2 separate regions of the Mus musculus genome follow, and region 2 is linked to region 1. A link is a contact called in ENCODE POLR2A ChIA-PET data. All regions are on one chromosome and are shown on one strand. Each heading gives the region's core, a stretch centred on a gene start or an enhancer-like site at or near the end of the contact. The rest is flanking DNA. Distances are from core to core; before and after follow the strand shown. Region 1 holds the start of Chmp1a (charged multivesicular body protein 1A). Region 2 holds the start of Tcf25 (transcription factor 25 (basic helix-loop-helix)).

Evidence for each region. ChIA-PET counts read pairs that join two places held with the same protein, here RNA polymerase II (POLR2A).
Region 2: POLR2A ChIA-PET joins it to region 1 with 14 read pairs in Patski. The contact joins the promoter of Tcf25 here to the promoter of Chmp1a in region 1. POLR2A ChIA-PET finds 5 or more read pairs at or near these places in 3 of 5 experiments (Patski and embryonic stem cell).

Annotation. Positions count from the first base shown.
Region 1 is chr8:123,210,631-123,214,561 of GRCm38, forward strand. Chmp1a (charged multivesicular body protein 1A) reads right to left here and starts at 2,158. Exons shown (of 7, transcript NM_145606.3): 1 at 2,036-2,158. The coding sequence starts at 2,042. It overlaps Spata33 (spermatogenesis associated 33), which reads left to right and starts at 2,228. Exons shown (of 3, transcript NM_177279.4): 1 at 2,228-2,367; 2 at 2,458-2,607. The coding sequence starts at 2,331.
Region 2 is chr8:123,371,863-123,375,793 of GRCm38, forward strand. Tcf25 (transcription factor 25 (basic helix-loop-helix)) reads left to right here and starts at 1,849. Exons shown (of 18, transcript NM_001037878.4): 1 at 1,849-2,202. The coding sequence starts at 2,011.

The sequences.
Region 1 (3,931 bases), core at 908-3,407:
CCTTTATCTTCCCAAAGGCAAATAGATGGAATTAGTGTGGGGGTAAGCCTGAGGTCACCGAAGAGGCTACTCCATGACAGCTGGCATTTCTAAGCCACAGCACCAGGCTCCAGCACACACTATTCCCACCTGTACTAAGCCAAAATAGGAACAACCAAACTAGCTACTCATTCAAAAACTTGGAACGGGACAGGCGGTGATGGCACACGCCTTAAATCCCAGCACTAGGGAGGCAGAGGCAGGCAGATTTCTGCGTTTCAGGCCAGCCTGGTCTACAGAGTGAGTTCCAGGACAGCCAGGGCTACACAGAGAAACCCTGTCTTGAAAAACAAAAACAAAAACAAAAAAGAAACAAAAACTTGGGACAGGCAAATTCAATTTCTTATGTTTGCTGTTTTGAGACAGGATTCCCACTCAGACTCACTAAGTAGCCGAGGCTGGGGACACTTTGACCTCTTGACCCTTCTGCCTACCTCCTGAGGGCTGGCATTACAGTTGGAACCACCGCACACCGCATCGGTAACTGGCTCCGTTCCTGAATCTGCAGAGTGCTGTCATACTTAATTTCTAAAGCCTTACCCTAGCAGTCCAGACTCAGGGCACTGAGGGTCTGTGGATGCAGACAGGGCCTGGCAGAGACCTGCCGGGCTGCAATCACCTCTGTGCATCTCTCACCACTCAGGGTAGGCTGACCATGACACAGTGACTGGAGGAACAGTGTCACCTAGGTATGGTCCAGCCATTTCACTAGTTTTAGGACACTGGCCAAATCGCCCCCATTTTAGCCCGTACTTTCATGTAGACTCTAGAGGGACTGGACTCTGAAAATCGGGAGAACCCTGTTGTGAGCTGCAGAGTGAACTGTAATGTCAGACAAGGGTCCATCTTCTTCCCAAGGGACAGTCTAGGATTCTTTTTTGCTTGTTTGTTTTTGTTTTGTTTTTCGAGACAGGGTTTCTCTGTATAGCCCTGGCTATCCTGGAACTCACTTTGTAGACCAGGCTGGATTAAAGGCGTACGCTACCACGCCTGGCTCAGTCTAGGATTCTTACGTCTTCTACAACAATGACACAGTACTTTAGCTTTCTACATTTCAGAAAGCAGTTTAAAAACAAAACAAAACCTCCATTACAGCCCTAGGCGGTGGCACAGACCTTTAATCCCAGCAGTGGGGAGGCAGAAGTAGGCAGATCTCTGAGTTCAAGGGCAGCTTGGTGTATACAGTAAGTTCTAGGCCAGCCAAGGCTACATAGAGAAGCAGTCTCATACAAACAAAAACTCTATGATACTAGCCCATAAAACCTATTATGAGTTCCTTGGGAGTCTAGAGGTTGGAGCCACGGCAGGTCGAAGTGACTCGTGACTCATACTGCTACGGGTGGTTCCCTTCCAACCTGTTAACCTAAGGTTAACCGGGCCCTCCTACTAGGAGGGAACCCAAAATCCTACTGTTTGGCACTTGAACTCCTTTGTATCTTAATTACTATTTCTCTGGGTACTTTTCTGGTGCCTTCTGACCACACTCCGTTGTCCCCAAACAGAAACAAAACAAACAGGGAGAGTGGCTAGTGGAAGTGGCCTGGATCGGGGGTCGGGTGTAGGATCATTTGGACAAGATTCAGGGTTTGGATCCCGGGCGTGGGGTGCAGGCCTGGGGAGATCTGGTAAAGAAACAAGACCCAGGGGTAAGAGCTGGCTGGGGGTCTGGAATCAAGAATCGGGAGCTGGCTTCTGCTGGGTTGTGCGATCGAGGCCCAGGAGAGGGTTTCAGCTAGGATGTCAGGGTTCAGGCACCGGGTCGGGTCCTGGTGGCTACACGGGCTGCAGGCCCCAGGGCAGGTCCTAGTCGGAGGTCTCGAGCCCAGTGAGCTGGGGGCGGGTCCCGGTCCGAATACAGGGTATAGACTATGGGTCCCAGGCCCGGGGGGATAGAGTCTGGGGCTGAAGCCCGGGGCGGGTCCGGCTGGGTTATGGGGCTGAGGCGAGACGTCCGCAGACTCCCGCTCCGACCCCGAAGTGGATGACAGCCCCTTACCGTCCATGGCCGGTCGGGCTAGCACAGCCCTCGGGGCGGCGCAGGGGACGCGATGTTACGGACCCGCTGTCTCCGCGAGGGCTTCCGGGGTCGCCACCGCTTCCGGTCGCGCGGCCGGCTGTCGCGAGAAGATAGCTCCGGGGCGGGGCTTGGGCGGGGCCTGGGCGGGGCTCAGGCACGGCTCGCGCGGCACGCGGTTGCCATGGTAATGAGCTCCCGGAGCCTAGTGTGGGTTTTGTGAGTCGGTCGGGTTAACCGGCCCCGAGGCCGCCCGGCTGGAGCGGCGGGGTCACCTATGGGCCAGTCGAAAAGCAAACCCAGAGAGAAGAAAGGTAAAGGGCGCCGCCTGGCGGCGAGGCCCGCCCTCCGTGCGGGCGTCCGCGGGCTGTAGGTCTAACGGCTTGTCCGTCCGTGTGTTTCAGAGGAGGAGAAGAGCACTACCACTTTAGTTACAAAGTCTAAGGAGAAAGTAATGGAGAAGGAGGCCAAGCAGTCTGACAAGGAGTCGCAGCCTGCCGAAAGCCTGTTGTTCGCGACATCCAAGCACTCAAGGCCGTCGTCTTCGTCTGAAGGTAGGGAGATCCAGAGGAGACCGGCCGCGGCAAGGCAGCAGGGATGGGACCTCTTTCTAAGGATGATGACCCGGGAGGTAAATATTACAGGGTTCTCGGTGCAGGGAAGGTGAGCGAGAGCACTGCCCTTGGCTCTAGGCTAGGCTATAACAGGGATTTCAAGGGCATCTTGTATATCTGGAGACCCTGTTTCAGAAGGAAAAAAGAAATTGAGACGAAACTTGAGCGATCCATAAAGTGTTCCCCAAAGAGGGTTAGTAGGGTGCTCTCTGGTCCCACAGTGATCCCTTCAACATGTTACAGCTTGGAGCAGAATTCTCCTCGGGTGATTGGCCAGGCTGCTGTGTGACTGACTCCTGAGCGGAGAGGGCTTGGTGTCCCTCAGCCTGGCCACAAAGATGGGAGGGCGTCTCAAGGTAGAAAGGACCGTGAGTGGGACAAAAGTGTTTCTTTTCACACCCAGCATTTGGCAGACACCAGAAACTGCTGCGAATTCCACTTTTCCCCGAGGCAGACGTTTGGCCTGTTTCTACCTTTTATAGTAGCTTGGTATGGCCACACAGAAGGAAACGTACAGAGCCTTCCGACACTGTGACACCCCCCCCCCCCCCATTGTCAGAAATAGAACTGTTGCAGGTTTAAAACAAGGAAGGCATTAGGAATTGGATGCTTTGTCTTTCTGGTTCCAGAATGGAGGCCTGTATGAAAAACAGAGCCCTAGGAGGACCTACCCCAGGCTCACTGCCGGAATCTGGTGGAAGCCAGAGGCGCAGTAGCCGAGGACAGTTGAGAAGGATTGGAGGTAGAAAGCACAGACCCTCCTCTCATTTGAGAAAGAGGTTGAGGCACCCATGGGTCTTGGGGAGGCAGTTTGAAATCCAGGTGCTGGGACTGGATTTCTGAGGTCTGACCTTGAAGCTTAGGGGCCCCTCATCTGAGGCTAGAAGGCTACACAGAGGCTGCAGACCTAGGGAGGCTTGTGATGTGATATCTGTCGATCAGGGCGCTTTTAGCTGATGACAGAAAAGCCAACTAAACAAGATTTTGTCACCCTGTGGTTTGATGTCTCACCAAAGATGGGTCAGAGATGGCGACCACCACCACCATGCCTGGCATCGGCATCGAGGACTCTGTGCTCCATTGTGTCGCTTTCAACCTCAGGAATGTCTTCCTTCACAGTGCCAAGGGATCTGGAAGGCTGCAGCCTCACAGGCACACAGACCATGCTGACCCTTAAGAGATGTGGGGCCTTGCTTGCTATTGGCAAGGAAGCCTTTCTGAGATAGGCTTCATCTGCCCAGCCTCTCTAAGATGGCTCCAGCTC
Region 2 (3,931 bases), core at 599-3,098, 160 kb after region 1:
GCGGCAGCATTGAGCCTGATGCGGAAGAAGCTGCAACTTTAACAGTGCGCAGGGAAGAGGGTTGGGGGGATGGGCACCTTGGGACAGCAGCTGTGAACCATCAACTTTGAAGTACCTAAAGATACTTCATAGTGTGGGCAGAGGGCTCAGCATCCAACCCAGGGACGAACCAAGACTCCTGGGGGAGGCAGGGTGGAGTGGAGCACACGGACAGTGGGACAGGGGGCTCACACAAGAGCAGGAACTAAGGGATTGCTGCCCTGCCTGCCTTCTCTGTCCTTGCCAACCGCCTACATTGTTTGGACTTTGGGAGTCACATGAATGCAAAACCGGGTTCTCTCTGGGAAACTTAGCTCATTAAGGCGTCTTCACCTGTAAAAGGAGATCTATCTCCCAAAATGAAGCTGGAATTTAAGATAAGTGACTGATTGCTTCTCAGCCTTTTGGCTAAGATCAAGTAAGAGCAGTGACTGGCCTAGCCCTCTCCTGCTCTCAAGCTGGGGAAAGGTCCAACCCAACCCCAGCTCATTTTACTTTGGAGGTACTCAATCCTGACTCGTCTAGGAAAGTTTTCCAAAAGTATAAAAATTGGGGCGTAGACATGAAGTAGCTCTGTAATTCCAGCCCTTCAGAACAGGATTTCCATAGCTTCACGGGTAGCCAGCGTTACAGGGCAAGATCTTGGTTTGGGTGGTGTACTGGCTAGTTTTGTGTCAACTTGACACAGGCTGGAGTTATCACAGTGAAAGGAGTCAATTGAGGAAATGCCTCCATGAGATCCAGCTGTAAGGCATTTTCTCAATTAGTGACTAAGGGGTGAGGGCCCATTGTGGGTGGTGCCATACCTGGGCTTGGGTTCTATAAGAAAACAAGCTGAGCAAGCCTCCATGGCCTCTGCATCAGCTCCTGCTTCCTGGCCTGCTTAGTCCCAGTCCTGACTTCCTTTCGTGATGAACAGCAGTGTGTATGTAGTGTAAGCTGAATAAACCCTTTCCACCCCAACTTGCTTCTTGGTCATGATATTTTGTCCAGGAATAGAAACCCTAAGACAGGTGGTGTTTTTGTTTTGTTTTAAAAAAAGGTCGGTTGTTGTTGCACACACTTTTGGTCACAACACCTGGGAGGCAGAGGCCAGCATGGTCTGCAAAGCGAGTCCCAGGACAGTCAAGGGTACACAGAGAAACTCTGTCTCAAAAAACAAAAACAAAAAGAACATGGAAAAAGAAAAGATCTGTGCCGAGGATCCCTATGTCCTTATTGTGAAAATCTTCCTGAATTAGAATACACATAGGTAGGGCTGCCGTGACTTCACACCACGGATCCACACCTAGGCAGCTCTCCCCTCACCCAATACCCCTGTAACATGACCACCCCTGTTGCGTTCGCGACAATAAAAAGCAAGCCCTAACACCTAACTCGGCTCGGTGCACGTTGTGGAGAGGAGTTACCCAGTCTGAAAGAAGTTAGGTTGGTTCTATTAAGGTGAAAACTGTCCCTTTGCAGTCTAGTAACAACGTGGAGGTGGGGGACATCGGACAAGTCGCATGGGTAGGCTAGCAGAGAGGGGTTGGGGACTGGGTCCCTCGCTCCTGTCATAGCAGAGGTCTTTGCACACGGGCCTTGCGGCGTGCGCACCTGCTCTCACGGCCTCCTCGCCTGCCCCACCCCTGCCCGCTCGCCCCCAGGCTCGCCCCCGGGAATCGCGTTCGTGCGGAGCAGCGCTCTGAGCCTGCGCGTTGCTGCCCGCCGCACAGCCGGCTTTCTGAAAGCCAGCCATCTCCAAAGCCGAAGCACCGCACCACGGCCGCCGCTAGGGCCCGACTCTCGCGAGAGCTCCCTGGGCCACCCTTGCACCTTCCCCGACTCCACGGGGAATTGGGAGGAAGTTCCGGAGAGCCGCGGCGCGCAAACGCGACACGCCAATCTTGCGCCAGCGCGCCGCAAGTGCGCAGGCGCCGCCACACTGCTGCTCTTCCTCGTCCCTCTGCCCACATCAGGCTGTCGGGTCCTATGTCGCGCCGGGCCCTCCGGAGACTGAGGGGGGAACAGCGCGGCCAGGAACCCCTAGGGCCCGACGCCTTGAAGTTTGTCCTCCTTGATGACGATGACGCAGAGGAAGAGGGACCAAAACCGGGGCTGGGTGGCCGGCGCCCCGGGGGTGCAGGGAAGGAAGGAGTCCGTGTCAACAACCGGTTTGAGCTGGTGAGGAGCTGGGCAACCTGAGGGGGGGGAAATGGTGGGGGCATGACGTCATGCGAAGGGGCACAAAGTTGGGTCTGGACTGCAGTCGAGTGGGCGGAGAGAAGGGACTGCGCCGCATCGGGGAAGGCGGGTCTTCAGCCGCAGGGTGGGTGGGGTGAGGAAGCCGTGTTCCCCGTCCGAGATCGAGTGGAAGGTGGAAGAAAATGCCGAGCGAAGGGGCTGCTAAAGGCTAACGGGGGTGCCGACAAGGGGCTGAGTGACAGGACTTTGCTGCAGCATAGGGCGTGTCTCGCGGCTGTGTCCAGAGACGTGACGTGACGCAGGGCAGGACGGGGCAGTGACGTCAGAGTGGGCGGGGCGTGACATCCGAGACAGCTAAGGGGGAGGGGCACTGTGGATGGCGAGTGGGAGGTGGGGTTCAGTTGGGTCTAGGCTTCACTGAAGGAGTAGGGTTGTTCTGTCCGGGGCAATGGGATGGTAGGGTAGGCTTGGTTTCATTTCTGCGACTTGAGGGAGGTCTCTCTTCTGCAAACATTTCGGCTTATTCATCACAGTACTTCTGTGTGTCCCAGCTACTTGTACCTATCGTATCGTATTCCTCGCAGCAGAAAATTGGGTAGCAGTCCTGAGCCCCGTGTTTTTCCTTACGACAGACTGACCTGGGTCTGCAGTTTCATATGTGTATAAATTATGATTCTGACTTCATGTGTGGGCAGATAATATGTCTTTTCCTCGTATCTCCAACTTCCACATATGGTAAGGTGTCAGTGGCCATTTTCGAGTGAGTAAAAAGATGTAATGTGTCTGAGACTCTCAGTCTTGCAGTGAATTGTCTCAGCTAGCTGGGACACACGGAAGTACTGGGTCTTCCTCAAGTCGCAGATATGAAACCATGTCTATCCTACTGTTGCAGCACCCAAGACAGCACTACCCCCAGTTGTCCCCAGCTTTTTATCAGTTAGCAGGTTTAAAAGTTCCTAGCAAAGATATTGATTGGTGTGAGAAATGTCACAGACATTTTGGAAGTTTGGTTCAGAGATTGTTTATTTCTCCCATAAGGAAAGGAAGGGATCTGTCCTGTAGTCTGTGGCGATGGTGAAATATGTCTTCCCTTGGTACAGAGAACTCGCCTGCCTCCTCTGACTTTGAGCCTGAGAGCAACCCCCATTCCTACTGTTTCTTCTCCCTTCACTAGTACTTTTCTTAGATTTACTTTTGCTTATCATCATTTCTTTTTCAAGACAGGGTTTCTCTATGTAGTCTTGGCTGTCCTTGAACTCACTCTGTAGACTACTTAGAGATGCTGTGTCTCAGACTCGGAAATTCGCGCACTTCTGCCTCCTGAGTGCTGGGATCAAAGGCATGTACCACCACCACCCAGCTATGTTTACTTTTAAACGTACACAAAAATTAGGAAAATACAAATAACCCGTATGCGCCCATGGCCCAGTTTCTGTCAGTCTACATGCCTTTAATATAATTTTAATCCCATTTCTCTTAAGAGGTGATTGCAAAACAGAGCCTAGATATCCCATCATTCACCCATCTGTAGCCTTCCTTGTACTGGGATTCCTCCCTTGACGGCAGCTGGGGTTCACTCTCAGACCTTAGGGATCTGAGACCATTGGTTCTTAAAGATTTTACAGCTCTCCTGAACTTGTCCTGCACTTCGCTTTCCCTGGTTCTTTACGGCTTTCACCTTTAGCCTTGGCTCCCTGTCCTCTGCTTT